Linked DNA regions of Mus musculus: regions 1, 2 and 3 are each linked to region 4. The links are chromatin loops, found by intact Hi-C in ENCODE. Cell type or tissue: left cerebral cortex. All regions are shown on one strand. Region 1 overlaps Gm35598 (a long non-coding RNA gene). Region 2 has its middle 2.4 kb from the start of Rbfox3. Region 3 overlaps Rbfox3 (RNA binding protein, fox-1 homolog (C. elegans) 3). Region 4 overlaps Gm35710 (a long non-coding RNA gene).

Evidence for each region. Peaks named below come from ENCODE experiments on the same cell type or tissue, not always from the same donor. Only the 100,000 strongest peaks of a DNase experiment are listed, where the experiment ranks them.
Region 1: it touches region 4 in a loop (3-fold over the local background); 3 of 42 quality-filtered maps call a loop at or near these places.
Region 2: a loop joins it to region 4, with 6 times the contacts of the local background. A loop is called at or near these places in 13 of 42 quality-filtered maps.
Region 3: a loop joins it to region 4, with 4 times the contacts of the local background. A loop is called at or near these places in 2 of 42 quality-filtered maps.

What each region holds. Positions count from the first base shown.
Region 1 is chr11:118,421,025-118,425,024 of GRCm38, reverse strand. Gm35598 (a long non-coding RNA gene) reads left to right here. Exons shown (of 3, transcript XR_880340.2): 2 at 2,212-2,332; 3 at 2,634-2,864. Among named protein-coding and RNA genes, the nearest start is that of Cant1, 3.9 kb to the right of the region's middle. In left cerebral cortex, CTCF peaks have their summits at 169 and 1,561 (motif pointing left); DNase peaks (open chromatin) are centred at 1,185 and 1,538; H3K4me3 peaks cover 400 bases; H3K27ac peaks cover 357 bases.
Region 2 is chr11:118,909,950-118,913,949 of GRCm38, reverse strand. It overlaps a transcript of Rbfox3 not described here. Among named protein-coding and RNA genes, the nearest start is that of Rbfox3, 2.4 kb to the right of the region's middle. In left cerebral cortex, a CTCF peak has its summit at 2,489 (motif pointing left); a DNase peak (open chromatin) is centred at 2,476; H3K4me3 peaks cover 258 bases; H3K27ac peaks cover 343 bases.
Region 3 is chr11:118,873,166-118,877,165 of GRCm38, reverse strand. The region is part of intron 1 of Rbfox3 (RNA binding protein, fox-1 homolog (C. elegans) 3); the gene reads left to right. Among named protein-coding and RNA genes, the nearest start is that of Rbfox3, 34 kb to the left of the region's middle. In left cerebral cortex, a CTCF peak has its summit at 1,709 (motif pointing left); DNase peaks (open chromatin) are centred at 1,520, 1,681 and 2,444; H3K27ac peaks cover 3,045 bases.
Region 4 is chr11:118,973,517-118,977,516 of GRCm38, reverse strand. All of the region lies in intron 1 of Gm35710 (a long non-coding RNA gene), which reads left to right. Among named protein-coding and RNA genes, the nearest start is that of Gm35710, 7.8 kb to the left of the region's middle. In left cerebral cortex, a CTCF peak has its summit at 1,884 (motif pointing right); a DNase peak (open chromatin) is centred at 1,869.

The DNA of each region.
Region 1 (4,000 bases), 550 kb after region 4:
CTAAGGAGTAAGAGAATTTATGTGTCACTGAGCTGGACAGCTGTCAGGCCCTAAAACCCTTTGTCGTCAATTTCATTTCTGCTTTGAAACTGTAAGAAAGACAGGAAATTCAGCAAGGCGGAGAATGCTTTGCAGATCTCCCGGTCTCCTTCCATCACTGCCACAAGCACCCCAAGCGGCCAGAACCTGAATGTTTCCCACTTAGCTCAAGCTGTCCCTCTGGGGCTCAGGCAAGGGTCATGGCGAAGCAAAACATAACAAATGAAGCCCAAGATGACTCAGAGCCCGGGTCAGTGGAGCCTGGGTCAGCAGAGCCTAGATCAGCACAGCCTGGGTCAGAGGTCATCATCCTGAGAACATGGGACAGATGTCAAGACCAAGCGCCGCTCCAGGGTCTCCCTGTCAAGTTCCAAAGTAAGCTATGTCTGCCCCAAATTCCCTAGCTACTGCACCTACACAAGGGTGTCTGGGCCAAGCAACAAAGGCTTCCTCCATATTCCCAACCGGCTCTCTCTCCTCAGACCAGGGCAGCTCCTGGGAGAAGAGCACGAGAGACGGTGGAGCATCCCTCCCTGCAGCCTACCACAGGGGCATGCTCTGCCCCGACATATTGTAGTGCTATATTTATTTGCTTTTGTGTATATATGTGTGTATGTGGTGTATCTGTTTGATGTTTTTTGGTCTGTGTGTGTGAGTGTGTGTGTGTGTGTGTGTGTGTGTGTGTGCATGTGTGTGCATGTGTGTGTGTGCGCGTGTGTGCGTGTTGGTCACTCCTCACCCGATTACCTTTGAGATCTCCATCCCCAAGCTTGTCCAGCAGGTGCTCTTGCACCCTGCTGAGGCGTCTCCCCAGTCCCGGCTGGGCAATTCTTTCCTTCTCCCTGGTGACATCATTCCTGCTGCTGTTCTCTGGTTTGGGGAAAGGGCTGTGAGACCTGGGCTGCTGTAGAGAGACACTGGGTCCCCAGTGAGCACAGCATGTCATTAGCAGCCCCATGTCTTCTCCCACTGGGGCCCTAACATTCTGCCAAGCCGGCTATTCTGGGCTCGTCTGCCCGGCTATCCCACAGGCAAAGGCTGGCTTTGCAAACTTTTGAATTCCATTCTGCAGGCAGGCTTCCATGGGTGGTGCTCCACTGCCAAGAGGGGGATGGGGGAACCGCTCAGAGATCCACAGAAGTTGCTGAAACGGGAAAGGAAACCTGGCATCCAGACTAGTCCTGGCCACGGGCCCGAGCTCATGGCTCCTGTCGGGCGCTGCCTGTTTTCTGGGAGGCCTAGGCAGGTGGAGCTCAGGATTGGCAGCTTAAGGGCTGGTACAGGACCTCACAGCTGGAAGGAAAGAAATGTAAGTAAGGACTGTCCCTCTGCAAGGTCAGCACACTCGGGCCGTGGCCGTTCACGCGCCTCTTGATGTTCATTCAGCCATTTAACCTCCCCGTGCCTCAGTTTCTCTGTCTCTACTAGCTCCCTCCGTTTTGGTAAAACATGTCAGTTCACACAGAGGCTTGAAACGACCCTGATGTAATTATCTTAACCTGATAAATAAAGTGACATCGCCCCCTGGTGGAAGGCACAGTCCTAAGCGCTTAACTAGGAGGAGCTGTGAGAGATTGAAAGAAGGGATGGCCAGAGTGACAACCGACCATTATACAGAGCAACAGGAACAAAGTGTGCTGAAAGGCTGTGTGTAAGGGGCAGAGGAAGCCCTGATTGAGTGGAGGCCTGAGTGGAGGTGTACTGTTGACATGGGCATGGCTGTCAGGGACCCCAAGGCCCAGACCCATCCTGACGTCCAAGTGCAAGTGTTTGACAAGTGCATACAGAAACTAGCAGCCGCTGCTTCCTTCTGCAGAGACGGCTGGCCTACAGACTCCTCCCACAGAGACTAGGTAACGTGTCCCTGTGCTGTAGCTAACAAACATACTTGAGGTCCTGGCTTGATGTAGTTATTGATTCCATTCCATCTGAGTGCACACAGCACACGAGCTTTTCTGTATGTGTGTCTGTGTCTGTCCTTTCTTCATGTCCTCACTACCTCTAGTCCAAGGTGTTCTGAATGTGGCAGAGATGCTGGGGCACAGACCATGATACCTCAAGGAATGGTGTGAAGTCCTCCGGGCTGAATGAGGAGCGACGGAGAGACCCTTAGAAGCAAAACCTCTCTCAACCTTCTTCAGCTCTCCTGTCTCTACTCCTCTTTCCCCATAGAAAGTAGAACCCCTGTCCCAGAAATCCTGCCACGAAATCCAGAAACAACATAGAAGCTTTCCCACCTCTCTGTGCAGAAGCTGGCTATCGAAGAAGTTCTCCGACCTACAAAGTACAGAGAGTGAGTGGCTGTTAGGTACTCAGCCTTAGATGGGCGATCTGTTTCAACCGCACTCCACACAAAGCTCAGGGAATTGTGGAAGAGGAGGTGGAGAATGGGAGGAGTGCCGCTGTAAGCTGCTGTCTTCTCGATAGGGCACGACAGTTATGGTTACCCACAGGATCAATCTGGGAAGGTCAGTCGACTTCCCAGCAGGTAGCACTAAGAGGAGGGGGGAGCTGGAAGTGAATATGATCAAGATACATTGTAGACATGTATGACATTGTCAAGCAATGCATAAAACATTCTTTTTTTTTTTAAGGCTTTTTTTTTCTGTAGGACTGAAGAGATAGCCCAGGAGTTACGAGCACTTGCTAAACCTGCAGAGGACCCAGGTTGGATTCCCAGTGCCCACATGGAGACTCACAGCCATCCGTAGTTCGAGTTCCATGGGATCCTACTCCCGCTTCGACCTCCATGCACCAGTCAAGCACACGGTGAATATGCATAAGGGCAAAACAATCAGACACAAAACCAAAGGAAGAAGTTGTTCTTTAAAAATATATATATATTTATTTTATTTACATGAGTACACTGTAACTATCTTCAAACACACCAGAAGGAGGCACTAGATCCCATTACAGATGGTTGTGAGCCACCATGTGGTTGCTAGGAATTGAACTCAGGATCTCTGGAAGAACAGTCAGTGCTCTTAACCACTGAGCCATCTCTCCAGCCCCCAGAAGTCTTTCTTAAAAGAGGAAGTTTACATATTTTTGAAAAGTCTTCTGACCCATCTTGTTTGGTGATATCCCACATGAACTTCAAGCCAGAAGGAGTCTTGTTCCCCACCTGGCCAATGTTGCTGCAAAGGGCCAAGGAGACACCAAGCAAACATTCCTGCCAGTTCCTCCCACTAGATCCTCTCACCAGCCCCCTACCCCCCCCCCGCCACTAAGTCCTCCCAGTGGGTCCTCCCATCAGATCCTCCCATTAGGTCCTCCCACTAGGTCCCCCACTAAATCCTCCCACTAGGTCCCCCACTAAATCCTCCCACTAGATCCTCCCACTAGGTCCTCCCACTAGATCCTCCCACTCATCCTAATCCCATTAGGTCACATTCCTTTTGTCCAATCATGTTTATATATGCAGTTCCTTCTTCATCAAATCCAAGCATTAAAATAATGTTCCCAGGCTAGAGCTGGAGTTCAACTGGTAGAATGTGTGCTGAGCATGCCAAAGCCCTGGGCGCCATCCTCCAGCCATTCACCACACAGACCAGGTGTGATGGTGCACACCTGTAATCCCAGACACTCGGAAGGTTGGAGTATCAGTTCTGGGGTCATCCTCAGATGTATAGCTAGTTTGAAGACAGCTTGAGCCACGTGTTTCCCGGGATTCTCTGGATTTTGAAGGTTCTCATTTCTTAAACAGAGATTTTGTGAATATGATGTGCTATTCTCTCGCTGCCTGCATTTTGTTACTAGAGTGTAGGCTACTCCATGGAGGGTGAGGAAGTTCAGGTACTTTTCCGATCCTGTGGCAGCTATGACAGCGTCTCCCATAATGCAAAGAAGAATGCAGATCTTCTGGCTTTTCTTAGCCATGGAGCCACTGCAGACTGCTGCTCTGGAGGACATGTACTCACTCCTGCATGAACACGTACTTTGGGCCAGTAGGTTTTCTTCT
Region 2 (4,000 bases), 64 kb after region 4:
TCCAGCAATGTCTGACCAGAACTAGAAAGGTTGAGACTCCAGCATCTGAAGGCTCCAGTATCCAATATCCAGTATCCAGTACTGTCATCTTGCCCCAGTGAGACTCCAACACCCGAAGGTTTCAGTATCTGTTATCTTGTCCTGTCAAGACTCTAGCATCTGAAGGCTCCAGGGTCCAGGATACAGTATCCAGTATCTGTTATCTTGTCCTGTCAAGACTCTAGCATCTGAAGGCTCCAGGGTCCAGGATACAGTATCCAGTATCTGTTATCTTGTGCTGTTAAGACTCCAGTATCCAGTGCCCAGTATCTGTTATCGTGTCCCATTGAGACTCTTGGAGCCACACTCATTCTTGTTTTTCACAGAACCTTAAACTGAAGATTTATTTTTCTTTCCCTCTTTAGTGTTTTGTATTTGTGAGAATATGCTCTGATGTGGGTCAATTCTTATCCATTGTGTGGAGAATTTCTTGAGTTAAATGATTAGCGATGCCCCCTCTTCCCTCCCTTTCCGCAGGCGCCGGCTCTCATGAGTGTGCCATCTCATTTCTCCTCCTTTTCTATTCTCCCCCTCTTTGTCTTTTTGCTTTGCCTTCTGGAACATTCCCTTACTTTTATCTTCCAACCAGTCTGCTGAGTTTTTTTGTTTCGGCTTGCATGCTTTTAATTCCCCGGCCCTTTTTTGTTCTCTAAATGTTCTTAAAATAGCATCCTGCTCCTGGTTCTGGTTGCAATATCTCCTCTGATCTCTTTGAGGATATTAAATATGTCTATTTCTGATATTTTCTCCTCCCTGCCCAATGCCTGTCTCCTCCAGGCCACCCTCGGTCCCTCCCCCAGGGAAGGTTGTTTAGTGGCTCCCTCTTTCAGAGCCTGTGTTTACAGCTCTGCTGAGTTTAGGCTACCAGCGTTAGGGGGAGGCCTGCAGAGCTGACCTTCAGTGCTAAGTGGGGCTTCTGTCCTGCTACTTCTGGCAGGGAATCCTAAAGGTAGGTGTAGGGTTTCTCCCTACGGCTGGTCAGAGTCCTGAGAGCAGGCCAGGCTCCTGATCTAGAGGGTCAGGATAACTGGGCTGTGGCACTAGTGGGACTCTTGGCTTCCCAGGCACTTGGAACTCTGCCTTCCTCCCTGCGTGGACTCGTGCTGGTCTTGACCAGACTCAGGTCAGCTCCCAAGCCTGTTTCCAGTCCTGTTTCTTTTCAACAGTCCATAGCACGAGGCTGTCTTCTCTGTTACTGCCAGCCTTGCGGTACTTGTGAGGGAACAACACGAAATATTATTAAGTGATCAAAGCAGTATTGATCACTTTTGTCAGTACTAATACAGAATACATAAAAGGCAACCCAGAGGGTTCACTTTGCCTCACAGTCTTAGGGTGCAGTCCATCAGGGCGGAGAAGACATGGTCTCAGGAGAGTGAAGTGGTGGAGGGTCACATGATGTCCTCAGTCAGGAAGCAGAGAAAGAGATGGATGCTGGTCACATGACATCCTCAGTCAGGAAGCAGAGAGAGAGATGGATGCTGGTGCTCAGCTCTGTTCCTCTTATTTACTGAGTTGAGAACCCCAGCCCGTAGAATAGCATCAACCACAGTGAGGGTGACTCTTCCCAAAAAGCAGTAGTTCTCAATCACAGGGGTGGCACATCAGATATCCTGCACATCAGATATCCTGCACATCATATATTTACATTATGATTCGTAACCATAGCAAAATTACAGTTATTAAGTACCAATGAAAATAATTTTATGGTTTGAGGTCACCACAACATGAGGGATGTATTTTCGGTCACATCTAGATACCTGTTTCCTATGAGAGTCTAGATCCTGACAGATTGCCGATCGCCATCCTCTTAGAGTCTTTTCTGTGCTTTGCTGTATCTTTCTGAGGGTGAGCTGTGGCCTTGTAATAGCTAGAGTGGTATCTTTGCTTCTTTCCTAGTTGCTACTGCAGGGGGTTGTTCTTGGCGCTTCTACATCCTCATATTCTTAAAAACGAAGTTTCTGTGGGGCTTCATGGACAGCTCAGTGGTTGAAAGCACTTCCTTCTCTTCCAGAGGACCAGAGTTTGGCATCCAGCCAGGAGGCTCCTAACTGCCCATAGCTTCAGCCATTGGGAATCTGATCTGATTTCCTCTTCTGGCTTCTGAGGGCATTACACTCACTTGGCTTGTGTGCTCACACACACACACACACACACACACACACACACACACACACAATCTAAAAATAACATCCTTGTTAATCTCAGCATAGAAATACATTCACAGGCCCTGCCATCCTTTTCTGGGCAGACCCTTTGATGACCTCTGAGTCCACGGGACATATGCCCTGGGCTCTGTTCTCGAGGGATAACCTACTAGACAGGCCACATGGCTGCCCCTTGGCTACAGGTGCCTGCTTCATTTTAGTACCAGGCTTTCTGAGTGGCTGACTGTGCTGTTTGGCTGGAACCTGTCTGGAGACTGGAAGAAGGCTTGGTGCCACCTGCAGACCTTTTTGGGAATGGCCTCCAGAGGTGGGTGTGTGACTAGAGTTTCAGTCCTGAGCCCTTCCACTTGAAGCTCACAGCTTGTGCAGTGCAGTATGGGGAAGCAGACCTTGGTCTCTGGGAGGGTTCTAAGAGAGGGATCAGAAGGGCAGTGGGAACTGGACCAGACGGGAAGGGCTCTCAGGACAGAAGAACCAGGAGGGACTCACCGTTGGCCCAGAGAGGCAAGACAGCCTAGAGATTGGTGTGGATGGGCCTAGCCAGCAGTCCCATGCCATGAAAGCTTGGATCACCAGGCCACACAGAGAGAAACAGTTGGTCCATGGGGGCAGAACTGTGCCATCTCAAATTTGGGGCTAGGGCCGCTTCAGGGACCCTTGCGACTGTGCCAGAGACAAGGCATTTATATTCGGCTGCAGGACTCGACTGCTTACGTGCTCTAAAGCACGTGATTCCCACTGGGCAAGACAGATCGATGGCCCAGACAGGCCGAAGGAGCAGAATTAAAAGCTCCTGAGAAGGCAACAGTCACTCAGCCTGGACACCGTCTGCCCTCACTCTGTAGGGAAGGCAGTGTGCAGCCCAGCAAGCCAGAGAGCACCTCAGGGCCTCTCTTATTCTCCCTCTTCTCTACTCTGTCTAGCTGCCCTACCCACAGGGCCCCAGGCTCCGTGGTATGTGCCTCACACTGGAAGCTTAGTTAGGTGCAAGAAGCTGATGGTTTTACAAACAGCATCCAGCAACGTGTATCAGGCTTGTTTTTTAATCATGTTTTGTTGTTGTTGTTTGTTTTGTTGTTGTTGTTTTTTGTTTTTTAGATTGCAAATGTCCTTTGAGAGTGCAGGTCCCAGAGTCCAGGCACTGCATGGTGATTGTCTTTTATTTTCGTCTTTCATATAGAACAGTATCTGGATCCAGTTTAAAGCCTTTGGGTATCATCTAGCCTCTTTGCTCACTTCTGGGGCTGAATGCCAGTAACTAGCCCCACTGTTGTACCTGGGTCTCATCTTGACAGCTCAGAGGCAATGCCTGCCTCCCAACCCCTTTCTTTTCCCAAGACTAGAGATGCCGGACCTCAGACCACGCTAGACTCCCTTTCCCTGGGTTAGGGGGAGGCTGGAACTCTTCTGGTTTTAGGTTCTCCTAACTGACCTGGATGGAAATATTTAAGGCCATAGGATTATCAGCGGGGACAAGTGTGTCCTCCCTGTGTCCTGTTCCAGGGTAGGCCTCCTGCCTCCCCGCCTGCTCTGTGATTCTCAGGAAGGCAAGGCATGGAACTCCAGGCCTATTAAGGGTCTTCCCCAGTGGCCAGTTAGGCGCGGGCGCTGCAGACTAGCTGGAGAGGCGTGGGGGAGGGGACATCCATTCCTGCCATTCAGCGACCAAGTCTTTCTAGGGACCCCTGGGCAGAGCGAGAGAAACCGGTCCCAGTGGAACGAGGGTGCAGGGGTCCTGCTAAGTGTTGCTAGTGATGACTTACACTGAGGTCGCCCAGAAGAAGGGAGGGAGG
Region 3 (4,000 bases), 100 kb after region 4:
CCTGCTTCCTGACAGTTGTTCTGTACCTGGTTGAATTGTAGGGTCAGTTCCTGGAGCTAGCCCTCCGTGGGCCAGAAGCACCAACCCAAGGCTCCTGGACAGTTGGCTAAGGTATCTGTCAGGCGAGGAGATACCTTACCCACCCACACGTGTGCATCCCTGAGGCCGGTGAATGCTTCCTGTTCCTTTCAGGCTCCATCTTTGCTGACTCTGCAGATGGAAAGGCCACCAGGCATGGCGGCTCTTGCATTTCCTCGATTGTCACACAACGTTGTGAATTCCTTGGCTGTCCCTTTGTTTAGTTGGTGTCCATCAGAATGGTTTTCCCTTTGGGCCTGCCCTCTTGGGGCTGGGTGTGCTGAAAGGGGCAGGTCCCTTATTAGCCACTGAAGCTACCATGCAAAGGTAGAAGTCGGTTTCTTGTATCAGATGGTATCCTGAAGCCAGTGTGCCCAGTTTGAATTCAGGCCCCTGTCCTTGGCATGCGTGATCTAGAGGGGGCCCTGGCTCCCCTTCTGCTCAGGGCTGAGCACCACAATGGGAGACTTGAGAAAAACTCAGGCCCACGGGTGCAGAGCTGGATGTTTGTGTTCATTTGATGGTGTGTGGTGTTCTTAGCTCTAGGATTCCAGGTTTCCCCCTTCTCTATGTGAATGATTTTAGGAATCTAGGGAAGACACAGCTTCAACTCTGTCCTCTGCTCTGCCCAACAAGTGTGTCAGTGACAGTTGTGATAGACAATCCAATACTGAAAGACACGGTTGCTGCCAGGAGAGGCAGGGTGGCAGGAGCCCACAGAACAATGGAGCAGTTTGACTCCAAAGGAAAGAACTGACCTCAAAATCCAGGAGGAAGAATGAAGAGCAGCGCACGGCACATCCTCCTTCTCTCGTGCACAGAAAGGAAGCCGATCTCACCAGTAATCAAACCCTTAGCAATTTAAACAACGACACACCCACTCTTCCAAATTGCCAGCAAGAAATGCCAACAGAGGGGCTACCAGACACCCTCTAAGGACCCAGACATCCTGTAGGTCAATTGAGTGGTCTGAGTGGTAGCTACCCAGGTTTGCAGACTAAGGGGGTGGGGTTCAAGGCAATGGGGACAGCTGGGCGCTAAGGCAGTGGGGGCTGGGGCAGGAGGAGGATAGGACAGCGGGGATGTAGATCAATGGGGTGCTAAGGAAATGGGGATCTGGAACAACAGGGGCTTGGAACAGTGGCATTTTAGAGCATAAGGAATTGGGGCAGTAAGGGTCAGGAGCCCTGAGGGTTGGGGAGAGAGGATCAGGAGCCCTGGGGCTGGGGACTGGGGGGGGGGGGTCAGGAGCCTGAGGGCTGGGGACTGGGGGGTCAGGAGTAGAGAGGAACTGGTGTAAACAGGGGTGTAGGCAGTGGGTGCTGGCACAGTGCCTTCTCTTTGCAGCCTGAAGTGTGGTGTTCCTCCTCCTGCTCCATGGGTTGCCGTCGCCCAGGGCCAGTCTGCTCAAAGCCCAGCCACAGGCCTGTCCCCCTTTCCCTTCTCATTGAACATTCCTTGGAGGTTTTTGATCTTTTTTTCAAGGACCCATTGACTACGTTGCCCACATTTTAAATGTCTTTCTGTTGCGGTGGTTTCTAAGGGCTATTGATCCAGTTGGCTTGTTCTCAGACATGCTTCAGTATTCCTGAAGGGCTGCCCACGCCACCACTGCCCTCTGCTGTTGCACAGGGGCCAGCAGAGAGAGACCAGTGAATGGTCTGCAGGTCCCCATCTGGCTGTGACTTCACCAGGCAGGTGGGAGGCTGGCATGGAGCAGTCACACTGCTCAGGGCCAAGAGCCATGTGACTCAGCAAGTTCCTGTTGGATGCTGGGGAGGAGTTACCTGGATCCTAACATGGCTTTCACTTGGTCCCTCACCTGGCCCTCACCTGGTCCCTCACCTGACCTTTAACCTGGCCGCTCCCCTGGCCCTTCACCTGGCTCCTCACCTGGCCCCTCACCTGGCCCCTCACCTGGCCCTTCACCTGGCTCCTCACCTGGCCCCTCACCTGGTTCCTTACCTGGCCCTCATCTGGCCCCTCAAGTGGCCTCTCACCTGGCCCTCACCTGGCCCCCACCTAAACTCTAATTTCCATCCTTACCTGGGCTCTGTTCAGGATCCCTCACTTGCATTCCTCATCTGCCCCCTCACCTCCAGTCCCTCCATCCATGACTCACTCCATTTGGCATCCTGTTCCTCTGACAGGGGCTGCCAGGAGAAGAGCGCCCTGAGGCCCTCCCTGGACTTTGCCCAGAGCCCCTGACACTGGGGCCGCCAGTTGTGCCCTGTGGTGTCTCTTGCTGAATGTGTATTTTCAGAAGCTGTGGGGGACGTCATGTGTATAAAATTAGCCTTGCCTTGTTGGCCCCTTTCAGGCTAATTCGGAGTGAAATGTTTTAGCAGTGGTGGGCTGATTCTACAGGAGAACAAGAGCTAATTAAATTCCCCCTGACCATCCAGCAGTAAATTATTTATATCCAGACAGATGCAATCTAATCTGCAGCATCCAGCTTGGCCCAGCATGCCGCCTCCCACTTGGAATTTCAAGGGGAGAGGAATAAAACGGAGTGGAGTCAAGTACTCAGGGGGAGGTCGTGGAGGAGGGAGAGCCAGAAGCCTGGCTCCTCTGTGGACCCTGACAGAGAGGAAGCTGAGGGCGCGGCCAGCTCGGGCCTTCCACTTTGGGGTTCCAGAAGCCTTGGCCTCTGCGCCATTACTTGAAGATAGCATGAAAACATAAAGAATTCCTAGGCTGCTGGGCTGGTCTTTTTGACAGGATCTTGGCTGTTTTTTTAAGGAGGTGAGGTGGGGATAATCTCGTTAATAATCTTGCTGACCTATGTGACCGAGTCTTCGTGTAAAATCCCACGGTGGCACTTGGTGGCTGCCGAGTGGCTGCCAGATTGCATCTGGGAATGCATGAATTCACTCCGTTGCGTGTCTAGCCAGGACTCATGGAACTGGACTCCTCCCTACAGGACCAGAGACCTCCTGCCTTGCCTCGCACGGGTGTGGCCAGGACACTGGGCCTGATAGGAATGAGTCTCCTTTTCCTGGGAGGAGCAGGGACGAGCCCGCAGGCTGTGAGGATGCCTGTGCAGCTGAGGTGTTTGCTTCTGGGACTCTGTACCATAGAACACTTGTCAGAGACGCAACCGGCCTTCAGCCTCAATGGTGACATTGTTAAGGTAGAACAGATGAATGTGTAGTGCCTTTTTAGGTTGGGGTCTAAGGTTGGTCTCTTACTCCTGACGTTGGGGACTCTCTCGGTCTGCCTGTCACTGAATCTAGAGTGGTATTCTCTGCTTACCTCTGTCCTCTGGAAGCGTCTGATACAGACAGGGGCCTGATACATGTGTGGGGCCACAGGGCAAGGCCGCCCAACCAGTGCCTTGTACACCACAGGCCTCGATCTCTTCCTAGAGTCCCCTACCAGGCTCTGCAGCCCCGAGGCCACTTTGAGGTCTTCGGGAAATGTGACCAAGCCCCAGTGAGGCACAGGGAAATTATTTTTTTTTAAATAGTGAAAAGGCTTAAGAAGACTTAGTTGTCTTAGGGAAATCTTGACTGGGACTCTGGCCTCCTAAAGCATTTGGGGACTACTCTCTTAAAGTTATTGTCACAGCTTAAGGTATTGCTCAAGTCTTTCTTTGGGGACAGAGTTTGTTTTGGGGGATAGTGATGTACCATTTGTCCCTGTCTAGGGGAAGATCTGTCTGTCCAGAGTCAGATGGACTTGGAAAGCATTTCATCCCTCTGAGCCTCAGTTCTGCATCTGTGAAGTGGGTTGATCCCATTACTGGGGCTGTTGAGATGATGAATAGCTGGGGTGAGACATTTTCAGGCAGTGTGCAGTGCTAGGCCCAAGCCAGGTCAACATCTACAACCCATTGATCTGGCAGTGCCACTGGATGGCAGGGTAATATGAATTACAGTATCTGACAAGTGTCCCCTTCCTGGTGAGGCTGGGCTGCAGT
Region 4 (4,000 bases):
ATGTGTGTGCATGTGTATGTATGTGTGCATATGTGTGTGCTTGTGTATGCATGTGTGTGAGAGAGAGAGAGAGAGAGAGAGAGAGAGAGAGCACATCTCTGTGATGCATGTGTGTGAGAGTGTGTTTGTGTGGATGTACACACACCACAGTACATGCACGAGGAACTCAGAAAACCTTAGGTGTTAGTCTTTGTCTTTCGCTTTGAGACAGGGTCCTTCTGCAGTTTTCTGCTTCATATTCCAGGCTAGCCCACTAACTTCTGGAGATTCTCCCATATCTGTTTCATCTCCTGGCAGGGCTGCTGGAATTACAGATATGCACTACTTTGTGTGGTTTACTGTGGACTCTGGGAGTCCTCACGCTTTTCTCACGGAGCCATTTCCCCAGCCCTCTCAACAGTTTTCCTTTTTATGTTTCTCCTTCAAAAGAAAAAATATTTGGGGCTGGAGAGATGGCTCAGCGGGTAAGAGCACTGACTGCTCTTCTGAAGATCCTGAGTTCAAATCCCAGCAACCACATGATGGCCCACAGCCCTCTGTAATGGGATCTGATGTCCTCTTCTGGGGTGTCTGAAGACAGCTACAGTGTACTTACATATAATAAATAAATAAATAAATAAATAAATAAATATTAAAAAAATTTGTTGGGGGTTTGGAGAAATGGCTCAGCAGTTAAGAGTACTGACTGCTCTTCCAGAGGTTCTGAGTTCAATTCCCAGCAGCCACATGGTGGCTCACAACCATCTGTAATGGGATTTGATATCCTCTTCTGGTGTGTCTGAAGAGAGTGACAGTGTACTCATATACATAAATAAATTACTCTTTAAAAAATTGTTTGTATGTGCGCATGTTTTACATATGTGCCATGGTGTGTGTGTGTGTGTGTGTGTGTGTGTGTGTGTGTGTGATCTCAGGCTTTCATTCCCCTTCCACTATGTGGGTCCTGGGATGGAACTCAGGTTGTCAGTCCTGGTGGCCAGCGCTGAGCCATGCACACCTTGACTGACATTTTCTAAGGAAAGCTTCAAGCGTCCTGGATATTTCCAATAGAATTGTTTCACGCCAACTCCTCAGGTTGCTTTTCTTTTTCTTCTCTTTTTCTTTTTCTTTTTTTTTTTCGAGACAGGGTTTCTCTGTATAGCCCTGGCTGTCCTGGAACTCACTCTCTAGACCAGGCTGACCTCGAACCAGTTTGCTTTTCTATTGCTGCAATAAACACTGTGGCCAAAAGCAACCAGGGCATGAGACGGTTTATCCCATGTCACATTTCCATCACTGAACGAAGGTGGAGCAAAGCAGAGACCACAGAGGACGCCTAGGGGTAGACACCGCCCACAGTGGGCGGGGTCATACTACGTCAATCAACAATCAACAAAACGCCCTCGACCTGTGCCCTTAGGCCAGGTTAATCCTCCATTTGAGATTTCATCGGGTAACTCTAGGCTGTGCCAAGTTCAGCTGAAACTAACTCAATGTCTTTTCAGAACACGCATGCGTGTCACCTGTGTTCGGATTATCTATTCCCTAATCATCCTCTCTATGGCCAGAGGTTTCTGGGGTGACACTGAGGGCTGGTCTTCTTTGACAGTGGTGTGTGTCTGTTTAGAAGAGTATTTGCATCTTTTTGCACATTTCCCTGTTTTAAGTTCCCGGGTTGGGTGCTCTGAAAACCATTATAGCTAAGAGAATCTGGGTGAATTCAGGTGAGAAGATAGAGTCTCAGGCACGCTATGCAGGTGTTATTCCGCCGAGCCGCACCCTCAGCACAACAGACTGAGTTTTCTAGTGCACAGACGTCTACAGGGAAAAGGCTCAGAAATCCTAAGATCGGGGAAAAAAACCCGGAGCCAAGAACAGAAAGGCTTTGTTTATTCCTGACATGTCCACCAGGTGGCGCTGTCCAGCCATATATCCTTTGTCCAGGCTTTAGAGGCTCACCCCTAGGTCTGGGCCTTTAGAGGACCCCGCATTTCTATGCTGGCTCACACCCTCTTGCCAGTCTGAGACTACTGGGGAGCAGAGAGTCACTTGGGACCTTTAGGGGGCTTGGGTTTGTTTGGTGAACCGGCTTAGCTTCCCCTGGTTCCCCTATCCACACTTTTGACTCTTCTCTTCTCTTCTCTTCTCTTCTCTTCTCTTCTCTTCTCTTCTCTTCTCTTCTCTTCTCTTCTCTTCTCTTCTCTTCTCTTCTCTTCTCTTCTCTTCTCTTCTCTTCTCTTCTCTTCTCTTCTCCTCTCTTTCTTTCTTTCCTCTCTCTCTCTCCTCTCTCTCTTTCTCTCTCTCTCTCTCTCTCTCTCTCTCTCTCTCTCTCTCTCTCCTTTTTGCTTGCTTAAAACATATTTATTGGCTGGATATGGAAGCTCATGTCTTTACCAGCACTAAGGAGGCAGACGCAGGTGGATCTTTGAGGGCAGCCTGGTCTACAGAGAGAATTCCAGGATATCTGGGCTACACAGGGAAACTTTGTCTTGAAAACCAAAATGCCAACCAAACAAAAATATATCTATATTTGATTTTATGCGTATTGTCCATATGCACACCACATGTGTGCCCGGTGCTCACAGAGGTCAGAAGATGGCACTGGATCACCTACTGGTTGTAAACTATCATGTGGAAACTGGGACTTGAACCTGGGTCTTCTGGAAGAGCAGCAGCCAGTGTTCTTAAGTGTTGAGTCATTTCCACAGCCCTTTGCTTACTCATTTGAGCAGGTAGGAGCATGCATGCATGCACACATGTCATAGCGCACATGTGGAGGCCTGAGAACATGTGTGCATACATGTCATAGCACACATGTGGAGGCCCAAGGACACCTTTTCCTGGCAGTCTCAGTTTCCATATTTTAAAGACAGGGTATCTCTTGTTCTATTGCAGGTGGAGAGTGGGGACTGGTAAGACAAGAGAGAAGAGCTGGCATGCTTGGGCCTGCCCTGTGGTGTGGCCTTCTGTGACATTTCCTGGGGACACATGAATAATACCTATTCATTCCAGATAGGGTGGAAGCCATAGATCAAAGTGCAAGGCCACAGAGTCGGACTCGGAGCCTATGGGTTTACTGCACTTGCTTTCAGAGCGTGGCTCGGGAGTCGCTTCCAGGAACCTAGGGGACTCCAGAACAGCCACGCCACCAAAGCCTGACCCGAGCATGGGTGGTGGCTTCCCCAGAGCTGCACAAAGAGAGTCTTCCTTCTGCTAACTTCCATAGTCTGTATCTCCTAGCCCCTCCCAGGACACAGAGATTGTGCGGGGTTGGGAGGGAAGGGAGGGGGTCATGGCTGGGCCTCAGGTGAGGCTGGAGCGACCCTTCTTTCTCCCTTCTCTGAGGAAATGTCTGTAGTCCTTTAAGAGTCACCTGAGGTTGGTTACAACTGCTCTGATTGCCAGCAATGGCTGTCACACTCTGAGGACAGTGCTCTGTAACAGGGCTGTAATGAGGACCTGGCTGGGCACACCGGGGGCCGACCTGCAGTCCGTTCCGCCCTGACGCTGGGCTTACATAGGGTGCAGGTGTGATTAAGGAGCCCACTTCTCCCTTCCTCTCCTCACAGGCAGAATGCCCCATACTGACAAGAGTCACGCCTCTGACATTTTTGGTGAGGAGGGGCCAGGTGGCTGCTGTGAGGTGGGGTGCATCATATGCAGGTCGGCCCCACATGGGCCTCCCAGACCTCAGAGTCTGTACACAGCCTAATCTTACCTTGTCTCCTGTAGCACTCCCTCCTACCTGCTTCTGGCCCAGGACTCTGTGGGACTGCTTGTTTTCTTTGGGGGTTGAGGGGGGAGACCCCTGGCTGTTGTAGGACACCAGTGGCTGGCCCTGACCTCTTGTCATGGTTTCTGAGAAAATTGCTGGGAACAGCTGTGGGGTTGGGGGTGGACCTTGGTAGTCTAGCTGGGGTTCCTGGTGTCCTTGAACTCTGGTGGGCTTGAATCCCCAGGGGTCAACCCCTCAACACACATCCTCAGTAGAAGAGAGCCTTTCAGGCTCAGGGTGAAGGGG